Linked DNA regions of Mus musculus: region 1 is linked to region 2. The links are chromatin loops, found by intact Hi-C in ENCODE. Cell type or tissue: left cerebral cortex. All regions are shown on one strand. Links, peaks and the distances in the headings refer to the core of each region. The heading gives the core; the rest is flanking DNA. Region 1 has its middle 17 kb from the start of Dhrs2. Region 2 holds the start of Jph4 (junctophilin 4).

The links. Hi-C counts contacts between places; a loop is a spot of excess contacts. Peaks named below come from ENCODE experiments on the same cell type or tissue, not always from the same donor. Only the 100,000 strongest peaks of a DNase experiment are listed, where the experiment ranks them.
Region 1: a loop joins it to region 2, with 2.1 times the contacts of the local background. A loop is called at or near these places in 5 of 42 quality-filtered maps.

Annotation. Positions count from the first base shown.
Region 1 is chr14:55,197,057-55,212,648 of GRCm38, reverse strand. No RefSeq gene overlaps it. Among named protein-coding and RNA genes, the nearest start is that of Dhrs2, 17 kb to the left of the region's middle. In left cerebral cortex, for the core only: no CTCF peak of the experiment used is centred there; a DNase peak (open chromatin) is centred at 7,394; H3K27ac peaks cover 535 bases.
Region 2 is chr14:55,110,086-55,125,677 of GRCm38, reverse strand. It overlaps Jph4 (junctophilin 4), which reads left to right and starts at 8,743. Exons shown (of 6, transcript NM_177049.5): 1 at 8,743-9,687; 2 at 10,233-10,782; 3 at 11,500-12,271; 4 at 15,483-15,592. The coding sequence starts at 10,404. In left cerebral cortex, for the core only: a CTCF peak has its summit at 5,760 (motif pointing left); DNase peaks (open chromatin) are centred at 5,761, 6,068 and 6,600; H3K27ac peaks cover 1,106 bases.

The sequences.
Region 1 (15,592 bases), core at 6,267-8,766, 85 kb before region 2:
ACATGCAGGCAAACACTCATACACATAAAATAATAGAATATATGAATTGAAGTAGAAACTTAAAAGGTTCTTTGGAAAGTCGGTTGGATGGGGCTTTGCTGGGGCAAACATTGTGAAGGAACGTTTTGTTAAAGAGGACACAGGCGTGAAAGGCTAAGGTAGACTCGTGAAGGAACTCTACTGAATTGGACTTCTGGTATATCCATGAAGTGTTGTGAGTGGACTGGGCTGCCTGCTAACCTATGAACTGAACTGCTAATTTCCAGACAACATTGATGAGAGTTTCTCTTAAAAAAAAGAAAGGAAGAAAGAAAGAAAGAAAGAGAGAGAGAGAGAGAGAAGGGAGGGAGGGAGGGAGAGAAGAGAAGAGAAGAGAAGAGAAGAGAAGAGAAGAGAAGAGAAGAGAAGAGAAGAGAAGAGAAGAGAAAAGAAAAAGAAGAAAAAAAGAAAAAAAAACCTTTCTAAACAGGTCCACTTCCTCCCACCCTGGTGAGCGGTGGGCTACAAGAAAGAAAGGTTAAAGCATTTAAAAACCATCATTAAAAATAAGATTTTTTAAAAAAATTAAAGTTACATATGAGATATTCCATCATGAATGTGAATGCGTCTTTCTATCTAGAAAGATAAAGCCCGAAGATTCCTGCCCTGACAGTCCGGTGCTGGGAAAAGTACAACTTTAATGCACGAGAGAAGCTCTCTCACGACCTCATCGTGGGAGCAGATCAATGAAAGACAAGGAAAGTCAGAGCCAGACTTTAATCAAGATGTCGAGAGTAAAGTCACATGTACGCATAAATGTCAAAAGCTATTTGCATTGAAAATGTTTACGTCCCTCGCTTTGATGAGTCCACATTTTGGAATATTGCTAGAAGCATGATACTAAATCCCCTAAGGAACTTCTTGGTAAATATATTCACCATAAAATGATTCACCATAGCAAAACTGAAAAAAAAAATCTGTCTAAATACTCAACACAGAGCCGCAGTCAGGAAAATAGAATATTTGTATTATAAAATTACTGGGTCTGGAGGCTTGCCTTGTCTATATTTTACAATATGCTACGTTCTATTTCAATTTTATATTACAGCATAATGACTTTACTACCACAAAGATGAGCTAGACACCACTACCTAGCCTGATATTACCTGTCAGCATTCATTAAAGCTATAAAATAAAATAAAATTTTCATTTCTCTCCTGCTGGGCAATTAAGACATTTTAATTCTTTTAAAAATTATTTTATGATTTCATGATATTCTTTGATCAATGTTCCCCCATACAGCAACATTTTTTTTTAATTGATGTCATGTTTATGGTGTGACCAGGAGTCAGAGGACAACTGATGTGAATTGGTTCCAGGGATTGAACTGAGGTTCCCGGGCTTGGCAGCAAACACCAAACTCACTGAGTCACCCCTTCCATCCGCTCTTATCCTCTTCCCTCTCCCTCCAAATCCATTCTTCTTCCTGAGGCCCCCTCCTGCCTTTCTGCCGTGTGTGTGTGTGTGTGAGTGTGTGTGTGTGTGTGTGTGTGTGTCTGTGTGTCTGTGTGTCTGTGTGTATGTGTACCTGTGTGTGTGTGTATGTATGTCTCTGTGTATATCTGTGTGTGTGTGTCTGTGAGTTTGTCAGTGTGTGTTTGACTATGTGTCTCTGTGTGTGCCTGTGTGTCTGTGTGTGTGTGTATGTCTGTCTGTGTATACCCACTACATTTAATTAGTGCTGCCGGCAGAGATCATGGGTGGGGGGTTATTTGCTTGAGTGAGGGCCATGTACCAGTGGCTACACCATTGAGGAATAGAACTCACTCTCCTCCTATGACCTTTATCTACAGCTCCCTCAGGAGGGGTGGGGCCTTCTGAGTCAGACCATCTTCCACCTGTGAATGTTGATGGGCCCAGGCTTGTGCAGGTAGCTAGCCACTGATGCTGTGAGTTTATAGGGGCAATGGCCATGTCATGTCCCAAACCACTTTACAGCACTCCTTCCAATTCACCAGCACTTACATTCTCTCTGCCCCTCTGATAGCTCCTGAGCCTTGGAGAGGGTGATGTAGAGTCCCATTCAGTAGCTTTCAGCATTAAAAATGTTGTAAAGAGCAGGATGCAATTACACACAACCCCAAAGTTATCCTGCTGGTGCAAATATCTAGAGGTAAGATACAACTGAATTGTAAATATAGCGTTCAAGAAGAGAATAAACAACAGGAATATAAAGGAGACATCATAAAATAATAGGGTGACTAATAATAGTAGGAAATACTACCAGGTGTGATGGCACACACCTTTAATCTCAGCACTGAGGATAACTAGGACTGTCTCAAAATTAAGTATATATATATATCCCTATGAAAGGCCCAGGAAGCCTCCCCAGACAGCCCTGCTTCCTTCTCTGCCCTAAGCAGTCTTGGCTAGCTTTCTCTCTCTCACTTGCCCACATTCACTCACTCACCTTTCCATCACTGACTCCCCTCCAGCCCTCACATCTACACCTCCTTCTGCTTGGACCACTCTTGCAGATCTTTTAGGTCTTGGCTCCCAATCACTCCCCCAGAGACCTCGCCCTCCTCTTCCTATACAATATCACCCTTCTTAAACATTGTCCTGTTCAGAAGTTACAGCTGAGGGTCCATAATTGAAGGAAAATATCAAATACCAAGCAACATAATAAGATGTAAAGCAGATAAATCCATTCTTTGGAAGAGTCAAAGTGCAGGAATGACTTGAGAGAAGTCCTAATGGACCAGTCCAGCAAGAAGAAATGTGGCCTATACAGAATAAATGCAGTGCAAGACACAGCAATGGGCCAGGAGAACAATAAAGAAAGTTGGCAAATCTATCACTCAATGGATAATAAATCATGACTATTGAGAGGCTAAAAGCCTGGGGAACTGAAATACTAGACAACAGTAATGTGGCCTTAGGAAGAAAACATGCAGATGGAGATACAGGCAGCCTGGTTTTCTTTGAGAGAAGAAAAACATTACAATTTAAACTAACGGCTGACTTTAATTTTTAAAAAAAGTTAAAATCCTGGGGGGGGGGGTGTCCAGGTGATGGACCACTAACCTGACATTCATGAGGCTTTGGGTTCAACCCCAAGAACAAAGAAACAAAGGGAGAAGTACTTAGTCATAAAAAAGGTAGAAATAGAATATATTACTTCTAGGGGCTGGAGAGATGGCTCAGCGGTTAAGAGCACTGACTGTTCTTCCAGAGGTCCTGAGTTCAATTCCCAGCAACCACTTGGTGGCTCACAACCATCTGTAATGGGATCTGATGCCCTCTTCCGGTGTGTCTGAAGACAGCTACAGTGTACTCATATAAATAAAATAAATAATTTTTTTTTTAAAAAAAGAATGTATTACTTCTAAACCAATAGAGAAACCAAGAATTTTTTGTTAATTTTACCAACAGAAATATAGAGCTGGAGACTTCCCGTGTAAGTTGACAGACTAGAAGCTGTATCTGAGTAAGTGAGATATCACAGTTCAGAGAAGAATCAGTGAAGTGGGCGCTTACCACCAAGTCCAACAATGTAGATTTGATCTCTGGATCCCATATGGTGGAAGGGAGAGGACCTAAGGGTTGTCCTCTGACCTCCATGAGCTCTATAGCATGTGCGCACGTGCACACACACACAAGCACACACACACACACCATGGCAAATAATTGAACAATCAAACATATAAATAAACATGACTTTTTTTTAAAAGGCTAGAAAAGAAGTAAAAGAGCTGGGGCTAGCGGAACTACTCCAGTCTCCGGCCACCAACTCCTCAAGTCACCAGCATTTACAGTGACCTGCTCCCAGCACAGATCTGACAGGCACAGCTGCTGCCACACAGGCACCGCTGATAGTGTTAGCTGTCTTTGCCAGAACCCCACCTGCAGGAAGGGTACCAGAAGTTTCCCAAGGAGAAGGCTGTTGAAAACAAGCCCAAAAAGCACACTGGCACACAGTAGGCACACGCATGTGCAGAATTGTGACCAGTGAGCCCAAACCTGAGAGGGGGAAAAAATGACTTTCTCTAATATTGCTGGTGAACACTACCAGAATCACTGATGTGTGCTTTGGAGCCTGGCACAGTATTCTGTGTTCCACAGAGGTACCCAGGTGAGCAAAACCTTCCACCCTGATTCAGAGCCTGAGTCATAGAAAGCCCTGGCTCATGGAAAGTTTGATCCATGACTCACCAGGGACAAGGCTATAGTTTGCTGGGGAAGAATGGGGTCTGACCAGACAATTCTGACAGAAAGCAATCTACACTTACAATGAGCCTTTCTATCAAGAAAGACACGCTGCTGTCACCTGCCTGGATTGCTGAGAAGAGCCATCCTCTCTCCCACTTGTGAAGACTGATACAAACGGTAATCCTGGGACGACAGAAGCCACGCCGTTACAGTGAGGCTGAAATGCTGGCTGAGAAAATTGTCCTGGTTAGGATTTCTATTGCTGTGGTTAACCACTGTGACCGAAAACAGCTTGGGGAGAGAACGGTTTGCCTCAGCTTATGGTTCATAGTCCTTCATGAAGGGAATGCATGTAGTTAACTCCAGGCAGGAACCTGGAGGCAGGAACTGAAGCAGACGCTTGGGGAAGTGCTGCAGACAGGCTTTCCCCTCTTGGCTTTGCACAGCCCGCTTTCTTATAATCAGGACTGTCTTCCCAGGGATCGTACATCCAGTGAGCTGGGTCCCTCCACATCAATCATCAATCAAGAAAATTCCCCATAGACTTGCCCACGGTCCAGTCTCATCAGGACAGTTTCTCAGTTGAGGTTCTCTTCTCTTAAAGGACTCCAGATTGTGTCAAGTTGACAAAAGACTAACCCATATGAGTATAATAGCACTTTCTACTTCATATTATTGCCTGTGTTTTTAATTCTTAGTTTTGGAGAGTCTTTTCTTCATCTGTTGTTATTTATATTCTTGAATAATGAAGCTACTGTGTTTTTATTTCCATCTCTCAGGAAAGACCTCCACTTTTCTACACCTACTTTTTTTTTTTACATATTTCATCAGCTCTTACATCTGTCTTTTACCTGTTTCTGTGGTCACAGTGCCTCTGCTCCCTCTCACACTGCTGTGCTCCAGGCTTGCCCTCTCTCCCAGCCTTATTCCTTCCCGTGTAAGCTCGTTGTTTCACTACTTAAATATTGATGTCCTTAGCACTAAGGGACACATTCCCCAACTAGGACATTAATAAAGCTGTCTCTGAGCCTTATTGAGCACACAGGTGAACTTGCCAAGTGTCTCCTGCTGCCAGTCAACATTGAGACTGCTGGTGAATCGATGAAGGGAACTGCAGCTGTCTCTTCCATCAACAGCAACAGGAAACATAGTTCCTAGTGAAGACAACCCATCAGAACGACTGACATAAACAAAACCAAGGAGCCAGAGGACTGGGAAAGGGCAGAAGTGGAAGACTCACCCATCCATAGATGCACAAAACACAACAAAGAGCACAAAGGCTGTGGTGAAAACCCACAACCCCACAGCTCCCCAATAATGGAAGTGAGACACTGAGAGGGCTGATAATGAATTTAGAGTCTTATTTTTAAAAGGACCAGTGACCATAAGAGGACTCAAATAAGTGGGTAAAGCAAGGAGATCAATTTAAGACTAGGACAAGAAAAACAATTGCTGAAAAAGGGGAAGAAAGAAAGAAAGAAAGAAAGAAAGAAAGAAAGAAAGAAAGAAAGAAAGAAAGAAAGAAAGGAAGGAAGGAAGAAAGGAAGAAAGAAAGAAAGAAAGAAAGAAAGAAAGAAAGAAAGAAAGAAAGAAAGAAAGGAGAAGAGAGAAAGAGGGAGGGGGAAGGGAGAGAGAGGAAAAAGAGTCAACCACTCAAATAAGAAACACAATAGAAAGCATGATCAACAAACAAGATCAAACAGGAGAATCAGATTAAAGAGCGGAGGACAGATTCAAGATGATCGTATAGTCAAGGCGTTATGCAACAGAACACAACACTGTTGGGGGTGATCCAACTTCCAAGGAGTTTGAAATATAGTCAAGAGACTGGACCTAAGAACTCACAGACTAAAAAGATCACAGACAAAGTCAAAAGGTGTAGATAATTTAGTTAACGAACTTATAGGAGGAAAATTCCCAAACCTAGAAAAAGAAATGGACATCTAAACACAAGAGCCATGTAAACAATAAACATGAGCAGTAAACCACCTCCCCATGACATCTCATAGTCAAAAATGCAAAACAAAGAAACAGTATGACAAGCTCTGAGGGGAAGAAAACACCAACAACACATCATCAGAAACATCACAATGTCAGAGCTTCACCAGCAACCCTGAAAGCATAGCATGGTATATTTAAACCTCTGAGAGTAAACGACACAACCAAAATGGCTTTATCTAACACAGTTACCTCTTTAAATTGATAGAGAACTGAAAATATTTGAAGACAAAACGAAATTAAGCCAACGTGTAGCAATGAAGCCAGCACTGTGGAAAATGCTTAAAGAAATAGTATACAGAAAAAGAGGAGGAAGTCTCGCCTGCAAGAAAGTTCATCCCCTGAGAGGAACGGATAATGAAAGAGCAGGAGAGATCCAACCCAACCATGCCCAACATAGCAAACCAGAAAACTGCTAACACTAACAGAGTAGGAATGAGAGAAGCACAGGTAATCTGACTGACCAGGACAATTAGCAAAATCATAGGAAATACCAAGCTCATCCCAATAACAACCTTGTTAATAAATAATCCATCAATAAAAATGTAGACTAAATGAATTTAAAAATATATAAGATCCAATATCTGTGGTACCCAAGAAACTCACTTAACTTGGAAAGACATCCCAAAACTGAATCAAATGCTGGAGAGTTCTAACAGAAGATACAGCAGCCTATAGGCTGATTCTTCCATCTGATTAAGTATACTTCAAGCAGAACTGGTCAGAAGAGAGTTTTAAAGGCCACTATATATTAATAAAGGAAACAAACCATCAGGGGCATATAACAATTATAAGGACTTATGCAACAAACATTGGGGCTCTCAGTTTTTTTAAACAGATACCAAAGGAATAAAAGGCCATGCTGGTCCTGATGCAGAGGTAGTGAGGAGCTTCTATACCCTCCTCTCGTCATGAGATAGGTCTTCTAAAGTAAAATCAGTAATGAAGCCTCACAGCTAAATTGGATCATAGAACAACTTGATTAAAAGGTATTTCTGGACTATTCCATCCAAAAGTTAAGAATACACACTCTTCTCAGTGACAGATGGAGCCTTCTCTAAAATTGATCACATCATAGGCCACAAAGCAAACCTTAAGAAGTACAAGAAAAAAAATTCAAAATCATTCCTGGCTCCTTATCAGACCACAGTGGAATAAAACTACAAATCCACGGCCATAGAAACCACAGCCATAGCAACCACAGTCATAGCAACCACAGTCATAGCAACCACAGCCATAGCAACCACAGCCATAGTAACCACAGCAACTACAGAAATACATGGAAAGTGAAGAAAACAGTTTTGAATGAACAGTAGGCTACTGAAGAAATCAAAGATTAATTCCGAGTCAAAGTCACACACAGCCCAGAGAACCTCTAGAACACAGCCAAGAGTTCTGAAAGAAAGAATTAGCAGTAAGTGCTCATGTTGACATTAGAGACCCCTCAAGCAAATGACCTAATGATGCCCCTTCAGGCTCCTTCAGATAAACAGGAAGAAGCCAAACCCAAGCCCAATACACAGTAACAAACATAAGATTAGATTTTAAAACACACACACACACACACACACACACACACACAATAAATACTAAGAGAACGATACATAAAATCTTTCAAACAGGGCCTGGAGAGACGGCACAGAAGTCAAGAGCACATACAGCTGGCACATCTGGCAGTTCTCAACCACTTATACATCCATCTTTGTGGGAACCCAGTGTTTCTAGCATCTGTGTGCACCATATAAGCATGCAAATATCCAACACACACACACACACACACACACACACACACAGGGAGGGAGGGAGAGAGGGAGGGTGGGGGATGGGGGAGAGAGAAAGAATTTTAAAGTTCTTTTAAAAAATCACTTAAGCAAATAGTTGGTTCTTTGAGACGATTGACAGTATAGCAAACCCTTAGCTAAACCAACACAAAGAAGAAGATACAAATAAAGAAACTAAGGGATTAAAGAAGAGTTGTTACAACAGATGCCAATGAAACCCAGACAATACTTTGGAAAGACTGAGAAAAGCTTTATTTTAAAAACCTGGGAAACCCAAAATAATGGCTAAATTTTCAAACTAATGTGACCTACCAATATCAAAGCCAGACTACAGAAACAATTTAAACAAACTGTTAGCAAACAATGAGATTGAAGCAGTGATTTAAGCCTCCCTATGAAAAGGCTCCCTGCAGATTCTCTGATGAATTTTATCAACACTTTAAGGCAGATCCAACATCAACACTTCTCAAGCCATTCCATCAACGAGAAAGAGAAGGAACACAACCAAACTCAAAAAGCCAGCATTACCCTAATTCCAAAGACAGATTTAAAAGATAATAATAACAAAAATCCAATAGCACATTCCAGCTCAGGGACTGGAGAGAGGACTCCAGCTAAGGCTGCTTGCTTCTTTTCGGAGAACTGGAGTTCAGTTCCCAACACCCACATCAGGTGGCTCTCCACTGCCTGTAATCCCAGCTCTAGAGGACCTGGTGGTTTCTGGCTTCTATAGGCACCTGCACTCACCACTCACCTTCACACAGAGAGACTGAGAGACAGGGAAAGAGAGGAGGGAGGTAATTTTAAAAAATACGGGCTAGAGAGATGATTCAGCAGTTAAGAGCATATATTGCACTTGCAGATGGACCCAAGTTCAATTCTGAGCATTTTTATCATGCTGTTCATAGTCAACTGTAACTCCAGCTCCAGGTGGATCCAATAACTCTGGTCCCACAACATATCTGCCTGCCTGCCGCCATGTGTTCTTCCACCAAGAAAGCCATGGACTAACGGCCTAAAGCTGTAAGCAAGCCTTCAATGAAATGTCTTCCTTTATATGCTTCCTTGGCCATGGTGTCTCTTTAGAGCAATAAGAAAACAGTAACTAAGACACCATTATCAAGTTGGTTTTATTTCAAGGATGCAGGCTGGTTCAACACACACAAATAACTAAGTGTAATTACCATGTAAATAGATATAAGGACAAAAATCACATGCTATCTTACTATATTTATGGATGCAGAAGAGGTATTTGACAAAGCTCAGCATGCCATGATGATAAAGTTCTGGAAAAAAAAAAAAAACAGAACCTACCTCAACACAATAAAGGCTATATACTCACACCAGCACTATACTAAATGGGAGAAAACTGGGGGCCTTTTCTCTAAAATCTGGACTGAGACAAGATGCCCACTCTCTCCACTCCTATTCAAAACTATGCTAAAGATCTGAGCTAGAACAATTAGATAAGAGAGATATATAAAAATAATATCAGTAGGAAAGAAGTCAGCTTACCTGTGTGTGCAAATGAGGTGGTTCTATACTCAAAAGACCCTACAGACTCCACCAGAAAACTACTAGATTAATAAACACTCTCCATAAAGATCAATAACTTAGCCAAGCAGTAGTGACACATGCTTTTGATCCTAACACTCAGGAGGCAGATGCAAGCAGATCTCTGAGTTTAAGGCCAGCCTGGTCTACAGAGCAAGTTCCAGGGCATCCAGGGCTACACAGAGAAACCCTGTCTCAACCCCCCACCCCCCAAAAAAACTAAAACAAACTCAGGAAGTGTCATATGTACCAATAAAATGAAACCAACTTGGTAGTGGTGTCTTAGTAACTGTTTTGTTTTTGCTGTAAGGAGACACCATGACCAAACAGCATACAAAAGAAAGCTTTCATTGAGGACTTGCTTACAGTTTTTGACGATTAGTCCATCTAATGAATGTGTTGAGAAAAAAATGTAAGAAAATTATCCCATTCACCATAGTGGGAAAGAAATGAGTGCCTAGGAAGTGAGAGACACCCAAGAAGAAATCAAGCCCTAGATGATGCTCTGAGATTGGGCAGAACTACTACTGCGAAAATGGCTATACTACCAAAACAATCCACACAGTCAATGCAATCCCCATTAAAATTCCAATGACAAACTTCATAGAACTGGTGTGGGGGGAGGGGGGGCGTAGGCTTAGTCAAGGACTTCCTAAATAGGACCCTAAGGTCATAGGGGGAAAACCGAGAACTGAGAAATGCAGAGGCAGGAAATTAAAATGCTTCTGCACAGCAAAGGAAACTGAGCAAAGTGGAGAGGCAGCCTACAAGATGGGAGAACAATCTCTGCCAGCCATGTTTCAGACAGGAGCTGTTTTCGTTATTAGTGATAAGACATTCTGACAAAAGCAACTTGTCTTAGGGTTCATTGCTGTGAAGAGACACTGTGACCAAGCCAACTCATAAAGGACATTTAATTGGGGCTGGCTTACAGTTCAGAGATTTAGTCCATTATCATCAGAGCAGGAAACATATAGACAGACATTCTGCTGGAGACAGAGCTGAGAGTTCTAAGTCTGGATACATGGGCAGCAGGAAGTGATAGTGATACACTGGCCAAGCTTGAGCTTCTGAGACCTCCCCCTAGTGACACATGTCTTCCCACAAGGCCACACCTCCTAATATTGCCACTCTCTATGGGCCTGTGGGCGCCATTTTACTCAAACGACCATAAAACTTAAATAGGAAAGGGTCTATTTGGGCTTGCAGTTCCATAGAGATACAATCCTCCATGGTGGGCAAGACACAACAGCAGGCACGGAAGATGCAGTGATCAGTGCAAGAGGTGGGCTCATTTCATTGCAGGCACACTCAAGAAGCAGAGAGTGGACAGGAAGTGAGGCCTGGCTGCCAAGGCTCAAGCCACTTCTGGTGACCCACTTCCCATAACAAGACTCCACCTCCTAAAGGACCCACAACTTTCCAAACAATGCTATCAGCTGGGGACCAAGTATTAAAATGTGACTCTTATGGGCAATGTTTCACATTCAAACCACAACAAGGAGTTGGTATCTAGAATATGGTTTTTTTTAACTGCAAAAATAAAATACTATAAAAACAAAACTGCAAGTCAATGAAAGAATTAATGACTAAACAGACATCTCTCAAAAGAGGACACAGAAATGGCCAACAGATATAAAACATGTTCAATGTCTCCTGTTATCAGGGAAGTGCAATTAAAACTACTTTGAGATTCCATTGTTGTGATTTAACATAAGACAAGACACCAAATGCTGGCAAGGATGTATGGAAGGGATGCTGATGGGTATGTAAACCGGTACCCTGAGACCCAGCTACATTGTTTGTAGGCACACACCTAAAGGACTGTACATCATACCACAAAAATAATTGTATGCCCGTGTTTATCACAGCAGCAAAGAAATGGAATCAGCCTAGATACCCATCAACAGACGAATGGCCACAGAAAATGTGGTGTGTATGCACATGGAATTTTATTCAGCCTAAAGAAGAATGAAAATTACAGGGAAAATGCTGGACCTAGAAATTAGGATATTAAATAAGTTAGCCCCCAACTCAAGAAGGAAAATATTGTGTGCTAATCTCACATGGGGCTCCTAGGTTTTAATTTTATGTATATGTAGGTATGTCATAAAATGCAGAAGAGACACAGGAGAGGAACAGAGGGTCTGAGGAAGAGGAAAGAGTAAGAGAGCACATATGGCATGGAACATGGGAAGTGGTTACTGGAGGAGCAGGGCCTGAGGAAAGGGGAGAAGGAGAATCAGCAAAAGCAAGTTATAAATGGAAGGTGCCATGGCTTTGTATGATATCTTAATCAATAAGAAAAAAGGGGGACCAGAACTGGTCACATTGTCTCACTTCTGTAATCCTAGCACTGGAGAAGCTGAGGCAGGAAGATTGCCATAAGTTCGAGGTCATCCTGGGCTCATTCCAGGCCAGTCAGGGTTACATGTGAGACCCTGTCTCAAAATGAAACAGAAGAAGGGTCATTTCTCCCTTCCCTTTCCTCCCTCCAACCTCGCCCTCCTTGCTCTCTTTCAAATTCATGGCCTCTTTTTTCATTAATTGTTGTTATACACACACAAACACACACACACACACACACATGCATAAGTACAGCTTGCACAGTCTGTATGTTCCTTGTATGTTTGTTTTGGGGGCTGACCACTGGCACTGGATAACCACCCCACCAGGATGCTCTTCCCTAGGGAACACCATTTCTCCCACCCTCGGCATTTCCTGGTTGCCAGGTTGAGGTCTCCTAGGCTTGTTAGATTTTTTTTTTTTTTTTTTTTTTTGTAAAAAGGAGAGAGGTGGAAGGACAAGATGGTGAGAGGGGTGCACTGGTGGAGGGTCTATGAGTTAGGAGGGAGAGCTGATGGTAAATATTAAGATACATTGTATACATGGGTGATACTGTCCAAAGAATGAATTAAAAATACCTTTTCAAAAATGAGCGTGAGAGGAGTCTTAGATCAGATTTCTCTGAATCCTACTAAGTACTGCTTATAAGACACTCCTCAAATGAAATGATTTACAAAGAGTGACATGGCGTTCGTTCATTCCTGTCTTCCCCAGTTACTTCCAAAAGACAGGCTGTGATGAAATATCCCTGCACCAAAAGGTTAGTAGATGAAACCCACTGCTGGCAGACATCAGGGCATCAAGTAGATACAACAGTAATCCAGGAATGACGCAAGTCAGAGGAGCCTTCTTTTCAAACCAGGAAGACTTGGAAGGCGTTACTGAGGAAGGGCTGTCCTCACACATTGAGGGGAACATGACAATCTTCATCAAAGCCCATCTCCAGCAGTGGGAGGCATTCTAACAAGCCAGTTAGGGTGTGTGCTTTCAGCCTTCAAGTTTTAAAGCTCTTCCATGATTTCAGGACAACTTTGACAGACTGAGACAGCTCCTGCATATCCTCTTAGTCAATACAAACTGTCTCATAGACTTATGGCCCACACAGTTACAACTGTGGAAAAGAAGGGATTTGGTCAGTGGGAGCAAACACAGAGTGACCTGTACCCCTCTTGGGCACATTTCATCATCCATAAAGCCACGTGGTGATGTATGCTTCTGTGGTTTCGAGTAGACTGAAGTAGTGCCAAAGCTGGCTGAGTCCTGGCAATCAGCAGGTACTACTAGCTAGCAAGATAAGTGCCTGCTATAGCTAGGATTGCCCCTCCTGGCAGCAAACCCCAGGGGTTACCTAGGCCATAAGAATACAGAAAGTATTGCACAGGAACCAAAAGTACAAGACTCTGGTATGGAAACCCAAATATGGTCTATTACCTTCAGTTACATATAAATGTCAAGTAGAGAGTTCCCACCAGGCTCGAAAAGAGCCCTTCCTGTAGGAGCATGGTAATGACAGAACCATTAAACTCACAGATCTGAATATTCGGAGATGGGGTAGGCATCTAGGTCTTCTCCATGGGGCATCTCCATATCCGTGCTCACTTCTCCTGTTACAGAGAGGTAGACAGTCTCTGCTCCAGGCAGAGTGCATCCTGTGAGTCTGGTCCCCACCTCTGCACTGTGAGCATGGTACTGTGGGTTTGTGGGGACATTAGAAGTATTTTCTGATTGTGCTAAATCTTTGGTAGAGTGCAGTTTACACTTGTATTTCTGGCCACCCAGGGTTTTATTTAAGGAATCTATGGGTAAGGCACAAGCACTAGGCACTATGGGAGAAGTTTAACTGCATTGAAAACAGCCTATAAGAGTTGTCATCTAGAGCTGGGCAGCGGTGGCACATGCCTTGAATCCCAGGGAGGCAGAGGCAAGCAGTTCTCTGAGTTTAAGGCCAGTCTGAGCTACAGATCAAGTTTTAGGAAACCTATCTCGAAACCCATTCCCCATCCATTGAAAAGAAAAGTTGTCATCTGGAGTAGAGTCATGGCAAAGAGAGTTACAGTGCTATTACTGCTGTGACCTCTAGAGACAGTGGGATACACCTCACTCTGCATTTGTAATAAGTGACCAAATGGCAGCCTTAAAACATTGGAGGGATTCTCTCCCACAGATGTAACTCTGTCAGCCAAAGTCTATGGGACAGTTGGCACTGACTGTGAGGACATGCTGGATGACATCACAGATCCTATGGCCTGCTCTGGCAAGTTCCAGGAGGTCCTGATCTCTTGGTGTTCACACCTTTGTCCCTTCAATGTTTTGTCATGGGTGATGTCAGATCACTTCCAAGGCTGTCAAGAAAAAGCCTATGGCTCTGTGGGATCACTCATCCTGGAGCTAACTGTCCTATCTTGAGTAACACTACAGATAAGCCAGCGTGGTAAGGAACTGACTATTGCTCAGTTACATGAACCTCCGGGAGGCAGGTGCTCTTTCTCTAGGCAAGCTTTCAAGTGATGACAGGCCCATTTGAGACTACAGACTCACAGGAGGCTCTGAAACAAAACTGTCCATTAAACTAGCATGAATTCCAGACCCTCAGATAGTGTATGAGATAGTGAACATTGGTGTTTTGGCTATTGTAGTAATAGATAATTTATGCATGATACAATTAGAAACAAATGAAGTTTAATGGCCTAAGACCCATTATGAAAATATATCTGAAACATTAAATGTATGTGTATTAGTTACTTTTATCATTGCTGAAACGAAATGCCTGTCAGGAAGCAATTTAAAGGAGATGGGGTTTATTCTGACTTACAGTTCAAGGAGAAGTCCACCATGGCGGGCAGAAGAGGGATGGCAGCAGGGACATGGGGCTGCTGGTCAGACTGATCCACAGTCAGCAAGCAGAGAGGGAGAAATGTTTGCACCATTAAAAGAGAAAGCACTGCATATAAGAATGTTGCCCCCAAAGCAATGTTTGCAAAACACGCCAACTTCTGCGTCTCCAGAGAAAAATGAAATCAAGCTCTTCTGACTGCTTCAGTCACATAAAAGTAAGCCCAGCGCTGAGGAGGCAGAGGCAGGCTCATCTCGAGTTTGAGACCATCCTGTCTACAAAGCAAGTTCCAGGATAGCCAAGGCTAAACAAAGAAACTCTGCCTCAAAGAATAAAGGAGGAGGAGGAGGAGGAGGAGGAGGAGGAGGAGGAGGAGGAGGAGGAGGAGGAGGAGGCGGCGGCGGCGGCAGGGGAGGGGAGGGGGTTGGGGGAGGAGGAGGAGGAATAAGAAGAACCAAAAGAAGAACAAGAAGAACAAGGACAAGAGAAGAAGAAACGAAAGAGTTATGTTGGTTTACAGTTTATGAAGGGATTCTGTCCTTCACATTAGGGAAGGCATGGTGGCCTGAAGCATGAGGTCACATTGCAGACACAGTCAGGAAACAGAGAGCAGACAGGAAGTGGGGAACTGTCAAATCTCAAGCTCTGCCTCCAGCCACACACTCTTCCTCTTGGAGATTCTACCGACCTCCCAAACACCACCACCATCTGGGGACCAAGTATTCAAACAAATGGGCCAATAGGGATGTTTTATACTCAAACCACAAGATCCAGTGTCACTAATCATGTTGGCTTTTGATGGCTCCAAAACAGTGCCACAGGGAAAGCTGCTGAAGACATCTGCCAGGTTCAGAGAGCCAAGTAAACTGTCCTGTCTCCTGATCACCTC
Region 2 (15,592 bases), core at 4,670-7,169:
GTAAGTTACCTCATTCTCTTTTTTCCTAAAGTTTGCCAGCAAGGGGGTCTCATGGCAGTTGAAGAGAAGCTCATCTCAAGGTCAGGATGGAGATTTTAGATACATACCACAAAGGCATAAATATCCCAGGTCGTTCTGAACATAATCAGACTAGCTCCTGCCCAGCATAGGCAGGATATTGCTATAGGCAGGAAGAGAGCTGGCAAAACACCAGAGTGTACAGACGGTCAGTAAAACAGAAGGCTGGCCAATGATATGAGGGACCAGGCATCACCATCACAGTCATTATGTGGGCTATGGCAGTGGTTCTCAACCTGTGGGTCATGTCCCCATTGGGGTCAAACAACCCTTTTTACAGGGTGGCCTAAGATCGGATCTCTATATTATAATTCATAACAGTAGCAAATTTTCAGTTATGACATAGCAACAAAAATAATGATATGGCTGGGGTCACCACAATATGGAGAACTTCATTAAAGGGTCACAGCATTAGTATGGTTGGGAACCACTGGGGTAGATCATGAAGGTGGGACCTAGAGCTGTTTTGGAGTGTCACATACTATTAGACTGCATTAGATTGAAGCAAGGCCAGCAGTCCCACGATCTTGAAGCCACACTCACAAGAGACCACTGTGGTTTCTTCATAGCTGTTGCTTAGGACCAGGGTAGCTCCTAGAATCCAGAGCTGAGGAGAAAATACAACGGTGTCATTAGGGAAGACATCTCTGACTGAGTGAGAGAGCATCTTGCCTGTCCGGCTGCTGAAGCAAAGTACCAAGATTGGGTGGTTACGAATAAGCCACATCTGTGTTGGTGACAAGAAAGCTCAGGGTGCCATTACAACCAATAGATGAGATGGCTGCTACCAAAGGCAAGGTGTTGGGGAATCTCCATAGGCAAGCCCACAATAAGGCTGTGTTTATGGTGGTTTAACTACAGGCTTTAGTGACAAAGAAACTCTCCTGTGGACATGACTCAGCCCTCAGTCACTGGTCTAGCAGCAGCAGACCCATAGGAACTTGTCAGAGATCATGAAGCTTTGGCACCCACAGTACTGACGTGAAGACACCAGGTATACCTTCTCCTGGCAGTAGGCATCTATGCCCTTTTGGAGACCCCCTTTCCCCCATGGAGCTGCAGGCTATGTGTGAAGCCTTCTTGGATCTCCCGGGAAATGGAACAGTAGAGGATTCTGGCTTCCTGGTCCTCAGTGAAGACTAAAACTGACCTCAGCCTTCTCACTTCCCACTTGCATCTGGCACCAACACCCATGGCAAGCAATGGATGATGAGAAATTGGGTGGAAGGTTTATGTGCTTATGCAAAGATTTCCTCTTAAAAGTGGGAGAATGGAGCTGACCTCCTTATGTGAATATTCTTACTCTTGTCCAAAAACAAATCCAGGCCAAGGGCAGCCTTGCACAGGACTTGGTGTGTAAACAGTGGGAATAGAGTCTGTGATTGCTGTCTCTGGACAAAGGACTCACACAAGGCAAAGGGAGAATAGGTCTCTACTGTCCCCTAGGACAGAAGGAAAGGTTTCCTAACCTAGAAACATATTCTCCTGCTTTAGGGTGAGTGGGTGGGTGGGTGGGTGGGTTGGTTGGTTGGTTGGTTGGTTGGTTGGTTCGTTGGTTTGATACAGGGTCTCCTGTAGCTCCCTGGCCTTCAACTCTTGTGTAGTAGAGGCTGGCCTTGACCTCCTGATCCTCCTGCCTCCACCTCCTAAGTGCTGAGGTCACAGGCACGTATCACCATGCCTGTATTCATTTATTCTTGGCATACCACTTCAAACAGTTGTTCTCATTTTTCTTCGAAGATGTCACCCCCCCTCCCAATTTTCTATTTTCATCTGCAAGTCAACAAGATGGTAATCAGTCTTAACACCTGCTTGTTTTTCATTTAACAAGGAAATTCTGCGAGGAGCAGCAGTTGCTGCTGCAAAAGGTGAAAATTCCCCCCTGGGAAAGCAGATAGGTGAACCGCAGGGCCATAGGAAATGCTAGAAACCAGAATCTGAAGTCTGAAGCCATTTCTACATTTATCCCTGCATAATTGAAGTTTCTAGATTTTTAACTTGTATTTTATTATTATTATGTGTACATGATAGGGGGTGGGTGTGTATGTGGTGGCGTATGTGTGGAGATCACAGAACACGTTTGTAACAGCAATTCTATCCTTCAATCTTTATATTGGTTCTGGGAACTCAAGCTGACATGGAAGGCTTACACAGTAAGTCCCTTTCCTGGTTCAGTCATCTCTCTGGTTCTGTATAATTGTGTTTTTAACACCAGTCCTCTCTGGCTACCTCCTCCTCTCCTTCCAGCTGCTAAGTGAACTTGAGTAATGATCAAAACTCACTGAATCTTCCTCTTACCTACATGTACAAATACAAACGACTAGTATGAAATAAGATTAAACCCTCCTATTGGGATTTGGAGTGTTTGGAATTTTTCTCTTCATTTTCTGATATGTTGAGCCTTCAGGCACTCTAGGTCCCAGATCCTCTTTCTTCTACAGAGCAAACTTGTATTACACCAACTAAGGCTACCTCCCAGCCATACTTGCCCAGGGTGAAAGATTTAGATGGAGCAAGATTTAAAGCTTTATCCTGGTAGTAAGTGGTCTTGCTGGCTGCTACCTCTGGCATTTGGCCCAACACTCAGGACTCAAAGGCACAGGCTCCAAGACCATTTAGCCTGAGATCAGCCTTTTCCCTCCTAATCCTCCACTACACACCAGCCACTTAATTTGCCCCAGTACCTATATAGGTAAGTATCCAAATCCATCCTAGCCCCCACTGAATATCCCTTCCTTTCTCCATCGAATCCCAGGGAAAACCCAGGCTCTTTCCTAGTTCCTCTGGGTGGTTAGAAAAGTCCAGTCCCTTAGCCTGGCCCCCAAGAACACCATGTTCCAACCCCCTATGCTCTTTACAATCGCCACAGGAAATGAAGAGGCTTAGGACGGAGGAAAGATATGATAAAATCCTGGGCTGCCTGAGGCATGAATCTCATAAAAGCTATTGTTTTTTCCCCAGAGAGGAAGGCTCTATGCGTTCACTATTCACAGAAATTGAAAGGGTTCACAGTTCGTCGGAACCATCCTTAGCTCCCTCAGCTCAAGGCTGTCAAGTTAAAATTCCTGCTGTACGGTGAGCTCGGTCCTACAGAAACATGTACAGAGACAAAGCAAATTCCGTTCTCTTGGCAGTGTGGCTTCTGCCAGCCAATTAAACAGAGCCTGGTTTTATTAAAGGTGTTTTTAATACAGATGTGAAGCATGGGGGTTAGAAAAGGAAGCACTCAGAAGGATGCATGCCAGAGCATGCATGTGGGTTTCTCAGAGTCCGGGCTATCTAGCTCCCTGCTCATCAAGCTGATAAACACTGGTGCAGCCAAACAGGGAAGGATACCTTTTGCAGAGCATTCTGGAATCGTGATCTGGCAAGTAGAGGTTTAGCTGTGCCACCAGCCAGCAGCGGTCAGACGGAGGAAATGCAGTGTCTGGCTGCCAGCCATTCCTGCTCTCTCCCAGAGTCAGGATCTCTAGCCCCATCCTGACCCCTGGTGGCTGCCCTTTAGATGAGGCATGGGACTGCCAAGTTCCTCCCTGAGCTAGGAGCCATAGCTACCTGATTCTAGAAAAACGGCCCTAAGCCCAGCTGGGATTCCTAAGAATGACAGGTTTCCTGTGGCCTCTTCAGGAGAGTCTGTTCTGCTGTAGCCATCAGATATTTTCTCAGTAGAAGCCTAGCAATCAAAAAAGGGTGGCAGGGGTGGGCTGGTGAGATGGCTCAGTGGGTAAGAGCACCCGACTGCTCTTCCGAAGGCCAGGAGTTCAAATCCCAGCAACCACATGGTGGCTCACAACCATCCCTAACGAGATCTGACTCCCTCTTCTGGAGTGTCTGAAGACAGCTACAGTGTACTTACATAGAATAAATAAATAAATCTTTAAAAAAAAAAAAAAAAAAAAGGGTGGCAGGGGGAGGAGGAGGGGGGAGTTCCAAGCATGTAAATTAATATACATAGGCACATAGGTGTTATGCAGAACAGCCAATAAAATCCAGGGTGCAATCAGAACAGACCAGCATTCTCTTGCATAGTTGCTGAGGGTACAAATTCACACTACCTTTCTAGAAGCATTCCTGGCAAAATAAAGCCAAAAATCTTAAAAAGGTATTTCTAACCCAGAATCCAGTAATTATACAGTTAAGGACTTATCTTCAGGCTGGAGCTGAGGGGGAAAATCCTATTTCAGAATGCGGCCTGATGGTTTTATATGCATGTACCTCATGGTTCGGAAACTGAGGCAGGAGGAACACCGTCAAGGCCAACAGGAGCTACAAAGGTGGAAAAACTTGCCTCAGAGTAACAAAACAACAGACCAGTGTAAGTATCCCAAAACTTGACATCAGAAAAGAGAAAACGAAATTAGGCAAGAGTAATTGCTTGCTAGAGTAATTGTTGATCCGCTTGGGTAAGGGGGTACACGGAAGTTCTTCCATTCATTTTTGTCCCTGGCATGTGTTTGAAATTTTTCATGACAGGGACTGTGAGAAGACTGGGCAGATCAAGGTATTCACCTTGCAAGCCTAATGATTTACATATGAGCCCCAAATCTCCTGTGGAAAGACAAAACCAACTCCACAAAGACGTCCTCCAACCTCGCATGAGCCTGAGACATGTGCACTCACAAGCACACGAAAATACACGCATTGGGGTTTTTTTTTTAATTTTCATGGAAATTTTTTTAAATGTCAGACAGAAATGGAAAGATTTCTCCACAAACATTAGCTTTGGGTTTTTGTTTTGGTGGTGGTGGGTTTGGGGAGGGGGGCTGCTGTTGGTAGTTTGTTTCTCTGTGTAGTCCTGGCTGTCCTGGAATTTACCATGTAGACCAGGCTGCCCTTGAACTCACAGAGCTCCACCTGCCTCTGCCTCTAGAACAATGGGACTAAAGATGTGTGCCACACCACCCAGCTTATATGTGCATATTTCTGCTATTAAAAAGTAATATGGATGGCTGAAGAGATGGCTCAGTGGTTAAGAACACTGACTGTTCTTCCAGAGGTCCTGAGTTCAATTCCCAGCAACCACATGGTGGCTCACAACTATCTGTAATGGGCTCCGATGCCCTCTTCTGGTGTGTCTTATAACATTAAATAAATAAATCTTAAAAAAAAAAAAAAGTAATATGGAGTCTGATATGGTGGCGCAGAACTTTGATCCCAGCACTCAGAAGGCAGACGCAGGCAGTTATCTAGGAGTTTGAGGCCAGCCTGGTCTATATAGTCAGCTCCAGGGTAGCTGGGGCTACATAGTGAGCTCCAGGCCAGCCAGGGACTACATAGTGAGACCCTTACTTGAAAGACCACAAAAAAAAAGAGAAAGAAACAAGCAAACAAATAGGATTTTTAAAAAAATGCTGTGCTTGGATAGCTCACAAAGCTTAATGCACTCAGACAATTAAAGATTGCACAGTCATTCAGGATTCAATAATATTTTAATGATAGGACAAAAATGTTTATTATATAAAGCCAAGAGAACAAATACAGTACACGCTTAAGTACAGGTTAAGTATAACTTAACAACCTGTTAAATAAAAGCTATAGAGAAGATATTATATGAAATTAAAGGGGGCTGTATAGACAGCTCAGCAGTTAAGGGCATTGGCTGCTCTTTCACAAGATCTGGGTTCAATTCCCAGCACCCAGCCGTGACTCCAGTTCCAAAGCACACAGTGCCCTCTTCTGGCCTTCTTGGGCTCTACAAGCACCTGGTGCATAGACTCAATTCAGCACTCATACACAAAACGTAAAAATAAATAGATTTGCAAAAGAAAATAAATTAAGGTGTTTATTACACAGGAGACTACAGGAATTCTTATTTTCTTCTTGATATTGTGTCTGACTTTCACAAGTCTACAACAGCTGTCTTACTTTCCCCCAATGCATTTGTTAGAGCATGGATAATTTTGTCAACTTGACAGGATTTAGAATCTCCATGGAAACACACCTCTGGATGGGTCTATAAGGCTTTTTCCAGAGACTGAAGAGGGAAAGCCCGCTTTGAGTGTGGGTGGCACCACAGCCACAGGCTTGCCTCTTAGCATGACTCTAAAGGAGGAGGCAACCTGAGAACTTCTGTTTCCTCTGCTCCCCAGCTAATCCCAGAGAGTGGTTATCAGCCTCCATGCCTTTCCCACCATGATGGATTTGACCCTCAGACTGTGAGGCAGGGGAGACCCTTCTTCCACTAAGTTCCTTGTGTTGGGTACTTTATCTTAGCAATGAGAAACACACTTACTAAGTTGGGAATCTGACATACGTGGAGTTCTAAGGGCTGTTACACATTAGCATGTTAAGTAACTTCTAGATCCAGATTATAAAACTGAAATAATACCAAGTTAGTTTTGAAGCCACCATTTGTTGGGCATTTACAATGCACTGGGAGAGCACCATACTAAATGGTTTTTTCTCTGTATATTATCGTTTGTACTGTTCATATAGTCACTTCAGCCCTTGCTGCGCTGTAATATCCCCATTGTAGAGACAGGCCAGCTACAGCTCAGACACATCAGGTAATGTGCTCTGCTTTGTCAGTTTAGGAAGGCCAGTGTTGGCTCCCGGCCTAGACTGCTCAGTTACAGTTGGTGTGGGGACCGATGAGCTAATGCAGACAGAGTGCCAAGCACAGAACCTAGCTCCAGCTAACACCAGTTCCTCTCTCCATGACACTTTTACATTTGTAAATTGTGACAAAACAAACCAGTTCAGTCTCAAAAAGAAAAAGAGAAAAAAAGAAAGAAAGAAGGAAAGAAAGAAAGAAAGAAAGAAAGAAAGAAAGAAAGAAAGAGAGAGAGAAAGAAAGAAAACAATAAAAATAACAAGTGTCCCTATTCTGAAAGAGATGACTGTAGCAACCATTAGGGACAGGCCAAAAGGCTAGCTCCCTCAGAGAAATGGGGGAGGAGCACAGCCAGGGCTGTGTGTCCCATATATTACAAGACTTTCTCAGGACTTCACCAGTAAAGATGTAGATGTCTAATGAGAAATGAATGAATGAATATATGAACCAACTATCCTGTATTAAGTGGACCCCAAATGGACTCTGGGATTTTTGTTGGTGATGGTTGGTTTTGGTACTGGAGATTGAACTGGGGGCCTTGCACATCCTAGGCACATGCTCTCCTACTAAGCTACACATCCCCAGTACCTGATGGCTACCCTGCTTTGTTCTCAAAAGTGCTTTAAATATGTGGTTCCCTGCTGAGTATGATGTTAAGGTGGCTGTGCCTGTAATCCCAGCACTCGGGGAGGATGAAGGAGGAGCCTGGGGAACATAATGAGACCCTGTTTTAAAAAAAAAAAAAAAAAAAAGAGTAGTCTCTGCCCTGGAGAAACTTCTAGAAAAACACAATGTGATTTAGGGATATAGCTCAGCAGACACACAAGCCTACAGCCTGAGCTCAATCCATGGATCCTAGGTGAGAAGCCAGATGCAGTGGCCCACATCTAAGCCTAGCACTCCTAAGGAAAGATGGGAGTCCACAAGAGGATCAGGCCAACTAGCCTGGAGTACATTACACAGAGGAGACAAGAGCTATCTCAACAAGACAGAAGACAAGGACTTCCTCTGATATCTCTCTCTCTCTCTCTCTCTCTCTCTCTCTCTCTCTCTCTCTCTGACACATGCACACACCACCACCCCACTAATATATACATAGTGTGTAGTATGCACACACATGTGCCTGTGTGTGTGTGTACAAGAGAAATCCCTGTTTATTTCGATCTTCATACTCTTTATTTTACCAAAGTACCCAATGTAACCCTGACTTTAGGGGATGCTCCCAAGCACAGACATCTGGAAGAACTGAAGGGCTCGAAAGACACCAAGCTGCCAGCTAGAGCCCAGTGATAGAGCACGCGCTTTATCCCAAGAACCAGAATTCCGTTCCCAACACCAACAAAAATAAAAGTCTGCGTTTAGTGTTCTACTTCTAGCTTTGCCAACTTTGCCAGTGTGCCCCTTGGTGAATGACTTCCCCCTCGGGGCTCTGGATCTCTTTAAATCAGGTGTGGGGATGAGGGGTGGGCAGCGGGGACTAGGTCCTATGGGGAAAGAAAGGCAATTGAGCACACTGGTGCCTCCTTCCCTGTAAACACGCAGGGGCAGGCCAGAGGAAGCTGAGAAGGGAGGGAATGCAGTACGTGAATACCTGTGTGGTCTACTTGTGCTGTCAATCTGGAGAGTGGACTCGAAGAGGTCGATGATGGGCTTAAGGGGCCACAGCAAAAGCCTGCTCAAGCAAACTTGTGTAATTTGCTGTGTTGTGAAAGAGAAGACTCCAGAGCCCTAAGATCTTGGTGGCCTCCTCAAATTTGAGCCCCCTTAATGAACATACCAACACTCCCTTCAGAGGGCCCATCCTAGACAAACTGTTGGTGTCCGCGGAATATTGTGTGCATTAGCTTAGTGGGGCCTCCAGACAGGGCCCCATCTCAAGCTACCTCTAAAACTGTGACAGGGTGGGCGCTGTCTGGTGGAGGAGTTTGAGCTGAATGGGCAGAGGTATCCACGTTCAAATGCCTCCTGGCTTCCGGCCAAGCAGCTGGCAGGTTCATCCCTCTCCCCAGGGTCCTCATAAACACCACTTCCGGACCTCCTGTCTCCATGTGGGCTCTTCCTGCCGGGATTTCTATTCTCATGCCTGCCCTTTCTCTGCAGAGCTTTCTCCCGCTCGTCGCGAGCCTTATTTCGCTCTCTTCTTCTCCCTATGTGATTCTGCTCCCCTCCTTCCCTCCACCCTTGACTTCTCTCCCTAGCTATCTCTCAAGAGTCCTGGAATGGGTCTCCCTCGCCATCTCCCATGCCGGCTATATCTCCCCCTGCCATAGCTCTCACCCCTGCACCTCATTCTTTGTATTCCTCTCGCACTCCCGGTCTCCCCAGCATCTCTCCTCCCCCGCCTGGCTCTGGCCTCCCCCTGCCTCCCCATCTTAAGACTCCTCCCCCTAGCTCCTCTCCCCTCCCCTCCCTCCACCTCACTCCACTCCCTGCCTGCATGCCACGGTTTCTTTCCACCGTGGGGGTCTCTGAGCCTTCCATTCTCCTCTCCGCCTGCCTTCTCCCTCACCTCAGGGGTAGCGAACCCCCTTTTTTTCTGCCTGAGCATCCTCGCACCACCCCCACTGCCACTGACTCTCTCCCCACCCTCTCCTCTCCGCTTCTCTCTGCCCCTTTAAATCTGCCTGGCCCAGCCTCCCCCTTGATGCTGGGTTTGGAGCAAACATTGATTTGTGCTGGGATGGAATTGGAATTTTGATTTTTTTTTTCCTCTCCCAACCATAAGAAGAAAAAAATAAAAACACCCCTTCTTGATAGCCCCCTCCCCTTTCCCATCCAGCCCCCAGCTCCTCTTCGCTGTCTCCGTTCAAGACAGATTTTTTTCCCCCTACACTTATTCTCATCCCCTCCACCCTGCCACTACCTCACCCCCCACACTAGCCTGCACCTTCAGCCGAGGAAAAGGGACTCTCCCATAGCTCCCCCACCTTCCTTCTCTGGGTTGTAGCAGTCTCTCCGGAAGGGAAGGGGGCTTGGCTTGTCCTGGTGAGGTGTGAGTGGAGGGACCCTGCCATGGAAACTGCGCCTGGGAGGCAGCCTGAGCCCCAGCACACATGGTGAGTAACCTGTCCCCTCCCTTTCGCCAGTCTGCCCATCCCTACCCTCATCCCCCACCCCACCCCCAACATCCCCATTCTACCATCGGCCCACCTGGGGCCGGCTTTCTAGCTAGCTACATTTTTACCCCCTTGCCTCCCCCGCACCCGGGTTTGCTAGCGGAGCCAAAGAATCCAGGCAGAGGGGTCCAAATCGCCAGGAAAGCAGGTGTCGGAAGACCCTGCCCTGGCCCCTCCCAGGTCCCCCACCTCCAACTGCCATCCACGCTCCACACTCTGGGGTTCTGGGTTGGAAAAGTAGGACTCGGGATCAGCGCTGGGACCCCAAGTCCCGGGAGGCGCCCTCTACAAGTTGGGAGGGATGGGAAAGCCCCCTTGCCCTCACCGCTTGGGAGCTGCTAAAAGATGCTGCCTAGGGGGGATGGGAGGAGGGCTGGAGGGCGGTGCTGATGCCCTAAAGCTACCGGCAGGGGAGCGGCTGGCAAAGAAGGGGACCTCGCTTTCCACTTGCCTCGCTCTCCACTTGCACCCCTCTTTCTCCGCAGCCACTCAGGATGAGGGTCCGGCCCTGCCTGCCCGCGCTGGGGCCCCTCCGCCCAGCCCCGGTCTAACTGCCCCCGCCCCCAAGCCTCGCCCGGCCCCCAGGCCCCCAGCCGGCTCTCCAGCCCCATGATGCGCTGAGCTGCCGGGGGGCTGAGGCCGCGCCAACTACATGCATGTCCCCCGGGGGCAAGTTCGACTTTGACGACGGGGGCTGCTACGTGGGGGGCTGGGAGGCGGGGCGGGCACATGGCTACGGCGTGTGCACCGGGCCCGGCGCCCAGGGAGAGTACAGCGGCTGCTGGGCTCACGGCTTCGAGTCGCTGGGTGTCTTCACGGGGCCCGGCGGACACAGTTACCAGGGCCACTGGCAGCAGGGCAAGCGCGAAGGGCTGGGCGTGGAGCGCAAGAGCCGCTGGACCTACCGCGGCGAGTGGCTGGGCGGGCTGAAGGGGCGCAGCGGCGTATGGGAGAGCGTGTCCGGCCTGCGCTACGCCGGGCTCTGGAAGGACGGCTTCCAGGACGGCTACGGCACCGAGACCTACTCGGATGGAGGTGCGGGGCCCGGCCCACTACTGTCTGCCCGTCCGCGTGCGCCTCCCGTCGGCCTGGGGCGCGTGTGCTTCCCCAGCCTTCCGCCTTCCACGCCCTGCTATTCCCATCCTCCATCCTCCTTCCCCAGCCATATGCGTGCGGTGCGCCAGCCTTCTGTTTCCAGTATTGCCGTCCGTCCCTCACACCATCCCCCAGCTCAGGACCCCAACCTCCATCTTCCTGCCTCTCCCACCACCACAACCACCACCACCATACTCATAACAAACTCATTTGACAGTTTTTCTTCCTGCTTCTCTCTCATTCCAACCTGCCTGCCCTTTCCACCTGCCTGACCCCTCGCCACTTAACCTGTAATCTTCAAGTCAGCTTGTAGCCTGCTGTCCTGCTTGCCTGTCACGTGCCTTTTTTACACACTGCCACCTGTCAGCTTGAGCATCACGGTCTCTGAGCCACCTGTCCTTCATATACTCCAGCCTGCCCGTTTCTCTGCCTTTCCCCAGTCCACTGACATTGCCAAAATCCACGTGTTTATGCTACTCTAGTTGTTTTCATCTGCTCTTCCACACCTTCCAACGAAGCCTGGCCTGTTCTTTCCCAGACCTCCGCACTCCCTGCTTCCACCTGTCACTTGAGCTTCCAAGGGCTTTGGGGCTACGAATTAGTGGGTTTGGGAGCCCACTGAAATGTTCTGACTCTTTCACTCCTATACACCCACAGGCACTTACCAAGGCCAGTGGCAAGCCGGGAAACGCCACGGCTACGGGGTGCGCCAAAGTGTACCCTACCACCAGGCGGCGCTTCTGCGCTCACCCCGCCGCACCTCCCTGGACTCCGGCCACAGCGACCCCCCGACGCCGCCTCCACCCCTACCCCTACCAGGAGATGAAGGAGGCAGCCCAGCCTCCGGCTCCCGAGGCGGCTTCGTGCTGGCGGGGCCAGGGGACGCCGACGGGGCGTCTTCCCGTAAGCGCACCCCAGCAGCAGGTGGATTCTTCCGCCGTTCACTGCTGCTCAGCGGGCTCCGGGCTGGTGGGCGCCGCAGCTCCCTGGGCAGCAAGAGGGGATCTCTACGCAGCGAGGTGAGCAGCGAAGTGGGCAGTACAGGACCCCCGGGCTCCGAGGCCAGCGGGCCCCCAATCCCAGCTCCACCTGCCCTCATCGAGGGCTCAGCCACTGAGGTGTACGCCGGTGAGTGGCGTGCGGACCGGCGCAGTGGCTATGGAGTGAGCCAGAGATCCAACGGGCTGCGCTACGAAGGCGAGTGGCTGGGCAACCGACGCCACGGATACGGGCGCACCACCCGGCCCGATGGCTCCCGTGAGGAGGGCAAGTACAAGCGTAACCGGCTGGTACACGGGGGACGTGTCCGCAGCCTCCTGCCTCTGGCCCTTAGACGGGGCAAAGTCAAGGAGAAAGTGGACAGGGCTGTCGAAGGTGCCCGTCGAGCTGTGAGTGCTGCCCGCCAGCGCCAGGAAATTGCGGCTGCCAGGTGGGCATCTGGTGCACAGATCCAACTTGGGTTGAGAGGAGAGGTTCCTCTGGGTACTAACCACACTTAAGAGAGAACCAAGACCCAAGCTCTACAGCCTATTGGGGAAACATGAGCAGGCCTGTGTCCAGATAGTTGTAGCCCTAGGACTGAGGGTGTTTAAAACTGAGGCTATAGGTGGGTGTGGGTGTAACCGTGGGTGGCTGAGTGTTGGGGCGGGGGGCGGGGTAGTAAGACAATGCCACAGTCTATTGTGTGAATATGTGCACCTATAGACTCCTTGGTGCGTGACTGGCACAGTGAACGCTGCTTTGTACAGGCCCTGAAACCTCTTGGTTGCCCTGGTCTTCTTGCTTAGCTCATTCAGCCTTCAGGCCTCAGACTACTAGCTTCCATCCTGGACAAAACACTATAGACCTTTCCTCACTAGTTTCCAGCCTGACTTTATTTCAGCCTTGGCTGTAGTCTATTTCTAGCTTTTGAGGAGGTCTGGTTTTTACAGCTGAAATCTATTCTCTACCCACTTTGCCTGCTCTGGCTTCTTTTACTCAGATCTGAAGGGAGGAGTCTTGCCTCTAAAGAAGATTTGTCTTTCAGTAAATAAGATTACATTTCCACGCATCAGAGTCTTGTTAGCTAAAGCAGTAAAGTCCAGAAAGACTACAAGACAGGTGTGGGGCCCGGCGCGGTGGCACACGCCTTTAATCCCAGCATTCAGGAGGCAGAGGCAAGCAGATCTCTTGAGTTCGAGGCCAGCCTAGTCTTCAGGGCTACTTTCAAGATAGCAAGGACTACACAGAGAAACCCTGTATCAGGAAAAAAATTTAAGTAACAAGTAAAATGATTTTTAATAACATATTATTATTTAAGCCATATTTCCAAAATTTTTATCCTTTCAAACAGCAATGTAATTTGCATTCCTTCTGGATTCTTTAAAATGTTGCATGTAGTTTTTTCACTTATATCATTTCTGGTTGAGAGCAGCCACATTTTAAGTGCGTAATAGTTCTGTGAGATAGCACAGATCTAAAAATAGCCAAAATTGGTTTGGAATGAGAGTCAAGGACCCTTGCTTTATGGAATTCACACATTTGAATGTTTACGTATTGTGCTCTTTAGTGAGGTAATGAGGGTTGAGGGTACTTCAGAGGGCATGAGGATAGGCCTAAATATGAGTCAAGAACTTGCACGATGGGCAAGTTGTTGTATACGTGCCCATGTGTGAATATGCTTAAGTATGACCATGTCAAATCCTGAGTAGATGACTGGGCCAGAGAATGTGTCTGTAGTTGTGTCTGGCTGTATGGATCCTAGAATCTAGGCCTTAAGCCAGGGCAGAGGGAGATCAGAGCATCATGGAACGTTTTGGGCTAGATAGGGTGGAGGCATGTGCAGGGGGTGGGGGGAATACTGATCTCACTAACTAGAAGATCAGGCAGTGGGAAGAAGATGCTGGCTGGTCTCCCCAGCAACAGGCTTGGCAACCCTGATTGGCTGTTGGCTGCCATGGAAACAGCAGAGCCTCAGCAGCAGGTGCATCCACCAGGTAGCTTGAGTCCAGCCTGATGCCTGAGCACATACCAAATCTACTGCTTAGACTTAATAATCCACATCCTCAATGTCTAAAGCCACAGGCTTTTGTGGCCATCAACAGAACTCAGTGCAACCGAAGAGTGAAGCTCAGATCTGTTCAGAACCCAGCTCAATTCCAGGTCAGGGTTAGTCATAAACGTTATAAAAACCCTTAGTACAACAGGGTTATCTGATGTCCCGCCAAGTAAGCTTTAAAGCACTTAACACACCAGCTATGAAGGAAGAGGGCTGTCCATATGTCCAAGGTATACAATAGGAAGTTCACCAAAAATTACAGTGGATCTCACCAACCACCAGTTACAAACTGCCTTTCTTAAATGGATTTAAAAAAAAAAAAAAGCCCATGTCCAAAAGGAGCCATGAGTCTTAATCCAGTCAGACCATAGCAAATGCACCTGATTGTTTCTGCTCCTTTGTGCCTGACTTCAGTCTGGATTATAAAAGCAATTGGATGATTCTAAACCACCTAATAGCAGAGGGTGTTGAAACGGGAGGAGGATTGAGGAAGCATCTGAAAAAAAAAAGAACTGAGAAACGGTAATGGAGCAAGGACAAGCATCCTTTAAAGTGAACTGAGCACAGGGAGCAGGCTAGGAAAAAAAGCGGGGCACAGAAGGAGGCTGAGGCTCTACACAGGTGTAATGTGAGAAGCTAACATCTACACTGGGTGTCAGGGCATGCACTGGTAGGGAAGGGAATCATATGGAGAGAGAGAGACAGAGAGAGAGCCAGAGAGAGAGACAGAGAGAGAGAGAGAGGAGAGAGCACTTCTCTTATTCCAGCTCTAAGCTGGACATAGCAGCTCGCCTTTAGCCCCAACACTTGGAAAATAGAGGCAAAAAAAAAAAAAAGGAGTCTTGGCTACATAGTGCGTTTGAAGCCAGTCTAGTCTATGTGAGTTTGAGAAAGAGGGACTTGTAGATCTCAGAGATGTGTTGGAGTTGGGGGAGGCAGGGACAGGAACAGAGGAGAAGAATGTGATAACAGAAGCCAAACAAAAGCAAGATGAAAACTTTTCCTTCCAGGAAATCTAGACTGGTCTAAGTGGAATGAAATAACCAGGGCTTGCAGTGGGGAGTGGATGACACAGAGGAATGGATGGTTGAAGAAGGTGGTTGTGGTGGGTGCTGCTAGAACAGGATAAGGTACTGACTGGATGGTGTCTCACATCCCCCAGGAAGGAGTTTGACACTCCCCAGCGGGCCGGAGGGGTTGGTAGAAGTCAGAGGTGCTAAGGCAGTAACAGGGCTGCCAGGGAGTTGCCGAGAAAGCAACAGCTCAGTAAACAGAAACAGTGGAACACAGCATCAGTGGAACACAGAGTTGGGAGGGGAGCGGGCCCTGCCGCTGGAAGAAGTGTTACTACCGGGACATAAGGGTGGAACAGTGTGAGAGCAAGGGGGTGGAGGGGTGACAGTGTACAGCCCTGGACTAAGTGAAGAACCCAGCCCTGAAGGATGACAACAGCTGGCTTTGTGCAGAGGGATGAGGACCCCAGAGGTAGCTCAAACCAGTCAAATGTGATGTAGTGGGACTGGGTAAGGGGCTGGCACATCAGAGCATGAGTAAATTGATGTGGGGGAAGGTCGGCCAAGACCCTGTTCCTGGGACCCAACAGGGCAGCAGACGCCCTCCTAAAAGCAGTGGCAGCCAGCAGCGTCGCGGAGAAGGCTGTGGAGGCTGCGCGGATGGCCAAGCTGATAGCCCAGGATCTACAACCCATGTTAG